Regions from separate parts of the Homo sapiens genome. Here all the other regions are linked to region 2. Evidence: chromatin contacts called from ENCODE Hi-C or POLR2A ChIA-PET data. All regions are on one chromosome and are shown on one strand. The core of a region is the stretch at or near the end of the contact, and the rest is flanking DNA. Distances in the headings are between cores, read along the strand shown. Region 1 has its middle 37 kb from the start of LINC03050. Region 2 has its middle 3.0 kb from the start of LINC03050. Region 3 has its middle 49 kb from the start of LINC03050.

What was found. Hi-C counts contacts between places; a loop is a spot of excess contacts on that map. ChIA-PET counts read pairs that join two places held with the same protein, here RNA polymerase II (POLR2A). Pooled maps may share reads with other maps.
Region 1: a pooled map shows a loop between it and region 2 (2.7-fold over the local background). The contact joins two enhancer-like sites. A Hi-C loop is called at or near these places in 1 of 37 single-sample maps with no recorded cell type and 2 of 50 pooled maps. POLR2A ChIA-PET finds 5 or more read pairs at or near these places in 4 of 52 experiments (MCF 10A, OCI-LY7, PC-3 and 1 more).
Region 3: a loop to region 2 is called in a pooled map, with 6 times the contacts of the local background. The contact joins two enhancer-like sites. A Hi-C loop is called at or near these places in 1 of 168 maps with a recorded cell type or tissue (endothelial cell of hepatic sinusoid), 3 of 37 single-sample maps with no recorded cell type and 4 of 50 pooled maps. POLR2A ChIA-PET finds 5 or more read pairs at or near these places in 2 of 52 experiments (GM12878 and OCI-LY7).

What each region holds. Positions count from the first base shown.
Region 1 is chr2:65,638,003-65,640,754 of GRCh38, reverse strand. No RefSeq gene overlaps it. Among named protein-coding and RNA genes, the nearest start is that of LINC03050, 37 kb to the right of the region's middle. Within about 2 kb of position 1,499, at least 2 of the 41 ENCODE cell types and tissues checked have a DNase peak (open chromatin) inside an H3K27ac peak, as active enhancers do.
Region 2 is chr2:65,603,940-65,606,786 of GRCh38, reverse strand. No RefSeq gene overlaps it. Among named protein-coding and RNA genes, the nearest start is that of LINC03050, 3.0 kb to the right of the region's middle. RefSeq lists an enhancer at 81-560. Within about 2 kb of position 1,271, at least 4 of the 41 ENCODE cell types and tissues checked have a DNase peak (open chromatin) inside an H3K27ac peak, as active enhancers do.
Region 3 is chr2:65,551,704-65,554,856 of GRCh38, reverse strand. No RefSeq gene overlaps it. Among named protein-coding and RNA genes, the nearest start is that of LINC03050, 49 kb to the left of the region's middle. Within about 2 kb of position 1,486, at least 3 of the 41 ENCODE cell types and tissues checked have a DNase peak (open chromatin) inside an H3K27ac peak, as active enhancers do.

The DNA.
Region 1 (2,752 bases), core at 250-2,749, 34 kb before region 2:
GTTTTCAGACCAAACAAGTACTAGAGACCGATTGCTGGCCTACTTCCGCCCCCTAGTGACGATAACGTATTTTTGCTTTTTGCAAAAGGGAGGCTGGGGAGCTCGGACCAGCGATTAAAGTGACTGCCCCGTCCTGTACCCACTTCAACGACCTGTTCCCCAAGATACCTCAGGCCCTCTAGCTACCCGTTCACCAGATACAAACAAGGGATATGATAAATTCATTCACATTTCGGTGGTTTCAATTTCAAGAAATTTGCTTCTCCCCAGACGGCGTGCATTTGCACAAAAACATTGAAGCAAGAAAGTAATGTTGTGTAACTCAAAAAAGTAAGTCACAGGCTGGGCGCGGTGGCTCACGCCTGTAATCCCAGCACTTTGGGAGGCCGAGGCGGGTGGATCACGAGGTCAAGAGATCGAGACCATCCTGGCCAACATGGTGAAACCCCGTCTCTACTAAAAATACAAAAAGTAGCTGGGCGTGGTGCCGCGTGCCTGTAGTCCCAGCTACTCAGGAGGCTGAGGCAGGATAATCGCTTGAATCCGGGAGGTGGAGGTTGCAGTGAGCCGAGATCGCGCCACTGCACTCCAGCCTGGCGACAGAGCAAGACTGCGTCTCAAAAAAAAAAAAAAAAAAAAGGTAAGTCACAAATGGTGGAAATTTAGGCTTAAAGAGAAGGTCTTTTCCCTGGATGTTTGAGTTTTTTGGCTTTTAGGTTTTTTTGGGGGGGGGCGGTTGGTTTTGCTTGGGGGAGAATTTTTGCTTGTTTTTTTGGAAAGATGTCCTTAAAAAGTCATACAATGCCTCCTTTTGGTAAATCACTGCCCCTGCTATATAATTAGTCAGAGGGGTGGAAATCAGCAGAAGACCTAAGAAAATGGTTCATTTCCCAGACTTCTCACCTTCAATCCCAACCACTCCTATCCCTGTATCCAGCTAGAAGGTGCAGCTCTGGGGTGGCCACCGCATCCAATGGGGCATTTCACCCTGCAGACACGGAGTGGGTGGAAACATGAGCGAGGAATGTTCTGGTCAGACTCCAACCCTCCCACAGCTGCTAACAGGACTCCCTGCTGCAGTTCCTCAGCAGGTCAGGGAGTTTTTCAGGCAGGTAGCCAATCTCTAAGATGGCTTTAGATCAGGGGAGGCAGGGTTGAGTAAAGGGAGGTAGACAAGGAGGCAGGATCTGGGGAGTTTTACAGAGGCTCCAGGCAATGTTTCTGAACTCTGGTTTGGGCTGGTCATTAATCAAGCCCCTCCCAATGTTTGAAATTAGCCACACAACCCCATCAGGAGTCATGCCAGAAGGACACCCCTCCTGCCAGTGCCGAAATCCAATCTAGACAGAACCATGAAGAAAATGGAAAGAATGCACAGAGAGTGAGGGCTCCTTCATATTGCCAGTTAAACTTGCTGAGAAACCACAGGAGCTCTTCAGCTTCCAATCCACCATCACCAACTCCCACGGACACGGCATCTCTGGGGCAGCTGGTGGAGCAGGGCTAGGGGCTGGGAGTCAAAGGTCTCCCTGTCAGGGCATAGTTTCAACTGTCTGTAGTAGTGCAATACAGAGAGAGTCTGGTGTCAGGCAGACCTGAGTTTGAATCCCAGCTCTGCTGTGGGCTCGCCGTGCAAGCTTTGACAGCTTCTATTCCATTCTTCAATCACCAGTGCAGAGGCTTATGCCCTCAGGGACGCCATCTCTGACTCCACAACTGGATCAGATCCCCTGTTTACAAATTTTGTGATCCCTTAAAATTTTCATTCATTACATATATCACTGTTTGTAATTTTATATTTTATATATTTGATGATTTGTCTACTTTATTTTTTTTCCTTCCTGCATCCTAAGCTCAGAGAAAGCCGGGACCCATCTCTTTCATTCACTGTTTTATCCCAGGGACTAGCACACAGAATACACTTGATAGAGATTTGAGAAATGAATGAATTACACTGAGTTTTTACTGTCTGTAAAATAGAATGGAGGTTTGTTGTGAAATTAATGAAAGACTACAAATGTTAAAAAAAAATCCTCCCTGTGTCTGACACAGAGTAGTTGCTCAAAAGGGGGTGGTTCCTTTGCCACTGTCTCTCTGGGGACACTCCATAGGAGAATAGCTGTCCCTGACCTCTGGAGGTGCCACTGAGCAGTGAAATTAGCCAAAACAGAAAACCAGGGACCTGAATAATCCACAAATTCCATCACAAGTCCCTGAATAATCAAAACTAGTTGGCACATTACAATTAATTGCCTCTCCTCTATAGATGTCCCTTGATGGCAGGAAAAGTTATCTCCAGCTTCACTTTCTTTTCCATCCCAGATAGAGAGTAGCCAGAGGGACTGTAAATCCATTCCTAACATTTTCAGTTGTTTGAGTTATGTTCTACCAGAATTAAGAAGGTGACTTTAAAAACATGAAGGAGAAATAAAGGTTGCACTTCCCAGAGCAGAGTACAGGTGGAAAATGGAACTGAACTTTTAATATGAGGCTGCAGTGGAGGAGAGAGTACTAAGAATATTTTTATAGAATACTTGCATTATGGGTAATTTTTTTAAATCCAAGATTCAACTTGCATGACACTGAGGCATAAGTCTACCACTTAATGACATTTATAACTCTGTAACAATACATTTTGTATAAATTACTGCTGAGGCTTAACATTTCTGATTATGATATATAGAATGAAGTGATGTCATAAAGGCGAAGTTTGTAAGTTACGATCTGTCCTGTTGCTTTAAATAAGAGGATT
Region 2 (2,847 bases), core at 22-2,521:
CCTATCACTCAGTCACAGTTCTGGTGGTTTAGCTATTTCTCTCCTCAAATGCACGGAAAACTGTGATTTGGTTCTCTACAAATGACACTTTCTGTTTTTGTGTTTGTTTTTCAAAATACCTTGGCATAACTCATACAATGAGATTAGAATTTGTTGGTGAACTATTTTTCAGCTCAGTAACCTATTTTTTTAATTGTGGTAAAAATAAAACCACATAACATAAAGTGTACCATCTTAACCATTTTTAAGTGTACAGTTCAGTAGTACTAAATATATTCACATTGCTGTGAGATACATCTCCAGAACTTTCTCATCTTGCAGAACTGAAACTCTATAACTATAAATAACTCTCTTTTGCCCCTTCCCCCAGCTCTTGGCAACCACCCTTCTACTTCCTATTATCTACGATTTGACTAATTTAGATATCTCATGTGAGTAGAATTATACAATGTTTTTCCTTTTGTGTCTGGCTTGTTTCACAGAGCATAATGTCTTCAAGGTTCATCCACGCTGCACCAAGTGTCAGAATTCCTCTCCCTTTTAAGGCTGAATAATATTCCATTGTATGTAAATGCCACATTTTGTTTATCCATTCATCCACTGATGAATATGTAGGTTGCTTCTACCTCTTGGCTCTTGCAAATAACCCTGCTATGAACATGAGTGTGCAAATACCTTTTCAAGACCCTGCTTTTAATTCTTTTGGATATAGGCCCAGAAGTGAGATTCTGGATCATAAGGTAGTCCTAGTTTCAATTTTTTTGAGGAACAATGATACTGTTTCCCATAGCAGTGGCACCATTCTACATCCTCCAACAATTCCCAGGGTTCCAACTTCTCCACATCCCTTTCAACACTTACTGTCTGTTATTGTTGTTGTTTATAGTAGCCACTGTAATGGTTGGGTAATGCCTCAGTTGTGGTCTTGATTTGCATTTCTCTGGTAGTTAGTGATGTTGAGCATCTTTTCATATGCTTTTTGGCCATTTGTAACTCAGCAACCATTTTTAAAAGTGTTGATTTTTGAAGCTCTGAAATTGAGTTTTCCTGTTTTGGGGCAGGCCCCAACTGCCACTTTTCACAGAGGAGGTCCCAGTGAAAAAGAGGCAGTTTCTGTTTTTGACTTTAACATATGACTAAAGTAAGGTTTCTCAGCCTCATCACAATTGACATTTTGGTTGAGGAATGCCCCGTGCATTGTAGGGAGTTTACCAGCATCCCTGGCCTCTAGATGCCAGTAGCATTCCGGCTCCCCTGGTGACAGCCAAAAATATCTCCAGACATTACCAAATGTCTCCGGGGGAACAAAACTGCCCCTGGTTGAGAGCCACTGGATTAGAGTTTTCAAACTAGCATGTTTGAGTTGGCCAACGTGACAATTTTAAATTTTTGAGACAACATTAAAAATTTTGTAGATATCACCTAAAAATTCAGATTTCCAGCTTCTCTTGAGGAAGCAGAGGATACAGGCTATCTTGGGCCTGCATTGCCCCATGGCAATATTTGGCTGGGCTGAGTAGCTACTGCCCCACCCAAGTTTGAGGTGGTTCCCTCAATGTAGCCCATAAAATAAAACCATTGTGAATGCCAGATACATCTGCCTCTAGTTTATCCAGTGAAATAATTCTGATTTGTCTGAGTTTTCCTACTAGTATGCATGATAATGTAAAATCCCAGACCACTGGACCAAAACTACTAGAATTATTTGATATTCCAAAGTTTACTCTCTGTCTTTGTCTGTCTGTCCCTCTCTCTCTCTCTCTCTCTCTCTCTCTCTCTCTCACACACACACACACACACACACACAGAGAGAGAGAGAGAGAGAGAGAGACAGCAAGGTTCACAGAACACTGGACTAGAAGCTGGGAGAGCAAGGTTCTAATCCTGAGTCTGTGTCCTTGATTAATTCAATTTAACAAGTATTCATTGAATGCCTACTACATGAAAGATTTCAAGTTGAGGTCCAGAACTCATATGGACCCTGGCTTCCTTAACTAATGCTCGTATTGAACAGGTGAGTTTCAAGAGCTGATTGAGCTCTAACCACCTACAATCCATACATAAACATAATATAGTAAAACCCTGCTGCTCTGGAAAAATTGAGGCTGGGAATAGAGAAAGAGAGAGTTTGGACTAGTGGCCAGAAGAGACTATAAAATCCTTTTAAATAAATGCAGTTATATATTTTTCACACTCATGTAGTTATGCACACTGGGCTGTGACAGACACGGTTGGCATGACATACATGGGGGTATACCACCCTGATCCCCCAGCAGGGCAGGACCTTCTGCCCAGCTATGGGGAATGTAGCCTTCCAAATCTGCCTCAGCTGCAGAGAGCTGCCTCTCCCAGCAGCCCACATCTGATGAGTCATCTCCTAGGTATAAAGTCCTGGTCATTTCGACCCAATGCAGGATACAAGCAGGCAATACTTGCCCCGGAACCCTCCAAAGCCAAGAAATGGCCCAGACTTTTTCAGGCCTACCTTGCAGTTCAACTCCTTCCACTACCCAACCCCGCTTTCTCTCCCTTCCCTTCAAAGGAATTGAACCCTAATAACATTTTGCACCCCAAACTTGGCATCAGCATCTGCCTGTGGAGTACACACACTTCAGCAGTTGGCTATTATTGGATAGGCATGCACGTATGTACATGTGTGTGAGATTTTGGTCAGGGATCCACCTCTTGCCCACTTGACCCAGGAGTTGATTCATCTATAGCTCTAAGTAGTCAGTGTGAGCCCATTCACCTCCCTACTGACTGATTTAGGAAGCGATTGTGATCCAGTGCTGGCCAATGAGATGTGACAGAAGGTCAATGAAGGGGTTTCTGAGAAATCTTTCCATA
Region 3 (3,153 bases), core at 237-2,736, 52 kb after region 2:
TCTTCCACACACTCCACCACTATCCCCATGCCTCTGAGTTTATGGCTAAGCATTTCCATGACCTGCCCTCTCCTCTGCCTTATTTCTACTGTCACTGCCTTAGGGTTCAGGCCTGGCACACCTCTCTCCTAGATGAATGCAACAGCCGACTGCCCTCGATGACTCCAGAACGGTCCCTCTCAGATCTGTCCTCCCCACCAGCTGCTAGAGTGGAAAGTAAAAAGGTATGGCTGTTTATTTGAAAATGCAAAATCAGCCAGGCGTGGTGGCTTACATCTGTAATCCCAGCACTTTGGGAGGCCGAGGCGGGCAGATCACGAGGTCAGGAGTTCAAGACCAGCCTGGCTTAATATGGTGAAACCCCGACTCTACTAAAATTACAAAAATTAGCCAGCTGTGGTGGCATGCACCTGTAGTCCCAGCTACTCAGGAGGGTGAGGCAGAAGAATCACTTGAACCCGGGAGGCAGAAGTTGCAGTGAGCCAAAATCACACCACTGCACTCCAGCCTGGGTGACAGAGTGAGACTGCATCTCAAAAAAAAAAAAGATTCCTCACTGCCAACCTACAACTAAGACCTGTCCATCCCACTCACCTCCAATAAAGGCTGAGTTCATCTCACAGTTCATAAGCCCTCCAGGACCTGGCCTTGTCTATGATCCAGCCTTATTTCCTACCACTCTCCACCTCAACTGCTAAGCTCCAGGTTCCTTGAAAATCTGAGTTGACAAAGCACCCACTGCCATTTCACACCTCGATGTGCAGACTCCTTGGTGACATTTGCAGGACCCCAGGGGCAAGAGTACAAATGAGGCCCACGTGTTGTACCATGTGTCTGAATACAATTTTTAAATCAAGTTAACAACTGGCTCAATAAAATATTTCCTTTCTAAAATTGAGATGTAATTTGCATACCATAAAATCCATCACTTTAAAGCATACAATTCAGTTGGTTTTTGGTATTTGGTGTCCACACGCAGGACCCTGGAGGCCTGCCCGGACTGTTGGGTGAGCCAAGGCGCCCGTGCCTTATCCCTGCCAGGAACATACACCTCAGCCGCGGCACCCCTTTGGGTAATTCTGTTCCTCCTCCCACCACGAGAAGGGAAAGAGGGGGGAAAAGAGATCCCCAAGCCAGTTTGTTCCTTATGAATTGCCCTGGGAGAGAGGTTTACTCTGGGCCAACAACAAAATGATGGGCTAAAATTTTTTTAATCTTCTGCGTATTCTAGTTATTCAATTTATACTCCCCCACCCAGTGACTTCCAATCCCTTTTGCAATACACAGCAAAATACAACTCTGTCTCAGACCATATTTTTCAGATCACATTTCCCGGGGTTGTTTCAGTAAAATAGTATTCGCCGATATACAGAGCCCCTTTTCTTCCCGCATGTTTTCTCCCTATTCTCCACAAGAGGGAGCCAGCAGGTCCTGTTTGGGCCACGGCTTCTCCGCTCCTCACATCCCTTCTCCAACCAGGGCAAAGAAGACGTGGGATCAGAACCTGCGGGCGGTAAACCAAGCCCACAGCTCTCACACTGTTTGGTGAGCAGGGCTGTGTAGAACAACAGGATTTTTCAACAACTTATTTCAAGGGAATAAGAGGTGAACACCTGTTTTTGTTGTTGTTGTTGTTGTTGTTTGTTTGTTTTTTGTTGTTGTTTTGAGACAGAGTCTCGCTCTGTCGCCCAGGCTGGAGTGCAGTGGCGCGATCTTGGCTCACTGCAACCTCTGCCTCCCGGGTTCAAGTGATTCTCCTGCCTCAGCCTCCTGAGTAGCTGGGATTACAGACACATGCCACCACGCCCGGCTAATTTTCATTTTTTTAGTAGAGACGGGGTTTCACCATGTTGGCCAGGCTGGTTTCGAACTCCTGACCTCGTGATCCGCCCGCCTTGGCCTCCCAAAGTCCTGGGATTACAGGCGTGAGCCACCGTGCCTGGCGAACACCTGTTCTTTAAAAAAAAGAGAGAGGCTGGGCGCGGTGGCTCATACCTGTAATCCCAGCACTTTGGGAGGCCGAGGTGGGCAGATCATGAGGTCAGGAGATTAAGACCATCCTGGCTAACACAGTGAAACCCCGTCTCTACTAAAAATACAAAAATAATTAGCCAGGCGTGGTGGCAGGAGCCTGTAGTCCCAGCTACTCTGGAGGCTGAGGCAGGAGAATGGCGTGAACCCGGGAGGCGGAGCTTGCAGTGAGCCGAGATGGCGCCACTGCACTCCAGCCTGGGTTACAGAGCCAGACTCCGTCTCAAAAAAAAAAAAAAAAAAAAGAGAGAGAAAGAGTGATCTGGAAACAATGGAAAAAGCTTTCTGTTCATTGAAGTCCATAATAGCGTTGTATGTACATGTTTAGTGAGCACAAAATTATTCCACAAATATAAATTAACTGGTTTTAGAAAAAATACATGGAAGACATTTTTATTAAGTCTCAGTTGCTGTCCTATTTTTTTTTTTTTTTTGAGACAGGGTCTCGCTATGTTGTCCAGGCTGGTCTCCAACTCCTGGCCTCAAGGGATCCTCCTGCCTCAGCCTCCTAAAGTGCTGGGATTACAGACACATGCTACCACACCCGACTTAATGTATTTTAATGGAACACAAAACTGATTTTTTTTTTTTTTGAGACAGAGTCTCACTCTGCTGCCGGAGCTGGAGTTCAGTGGTGCAATCTTGGCTAACTGCAACATCTGCCTCCTGGGTTCAAGCAATTCTCCTGCCTCAGCCTCCCTAGCAGCTGGGATTACAGGCATCCGCCACCATGCCCAGCTAATTTTTGTATTTTTAGAAGAAACGCGGTTTCGATGTGTTGGCCAGGCTGGTCTCAAACTCCTGACCTCATGACGCGCCTCGGCCTCCCAAAGTGCTGGGATTACAGGCGTGAGCCACCATGCCTGGCCACAAAACTGGTTTTTAAAAGTTGTTTTTTAAATATTAGACAATGTAAATGATAAGGTGACTTGTTTTGTGTTCAAGAGATAGTTCTTCATGCCACACTGTAAAGCAGGTGGGATATCAGGTTAAGGAGACTGGAAGCCCTAAATATTTTGACACCAAGGACTTGTGTGGGCCAGTAGGAAGATGTACTTGGTGGCAGTGGGAGGGACGCTCTGGATTCAGGCCTCGGGACCACGTGGGCAGCCCTGGTCCCCG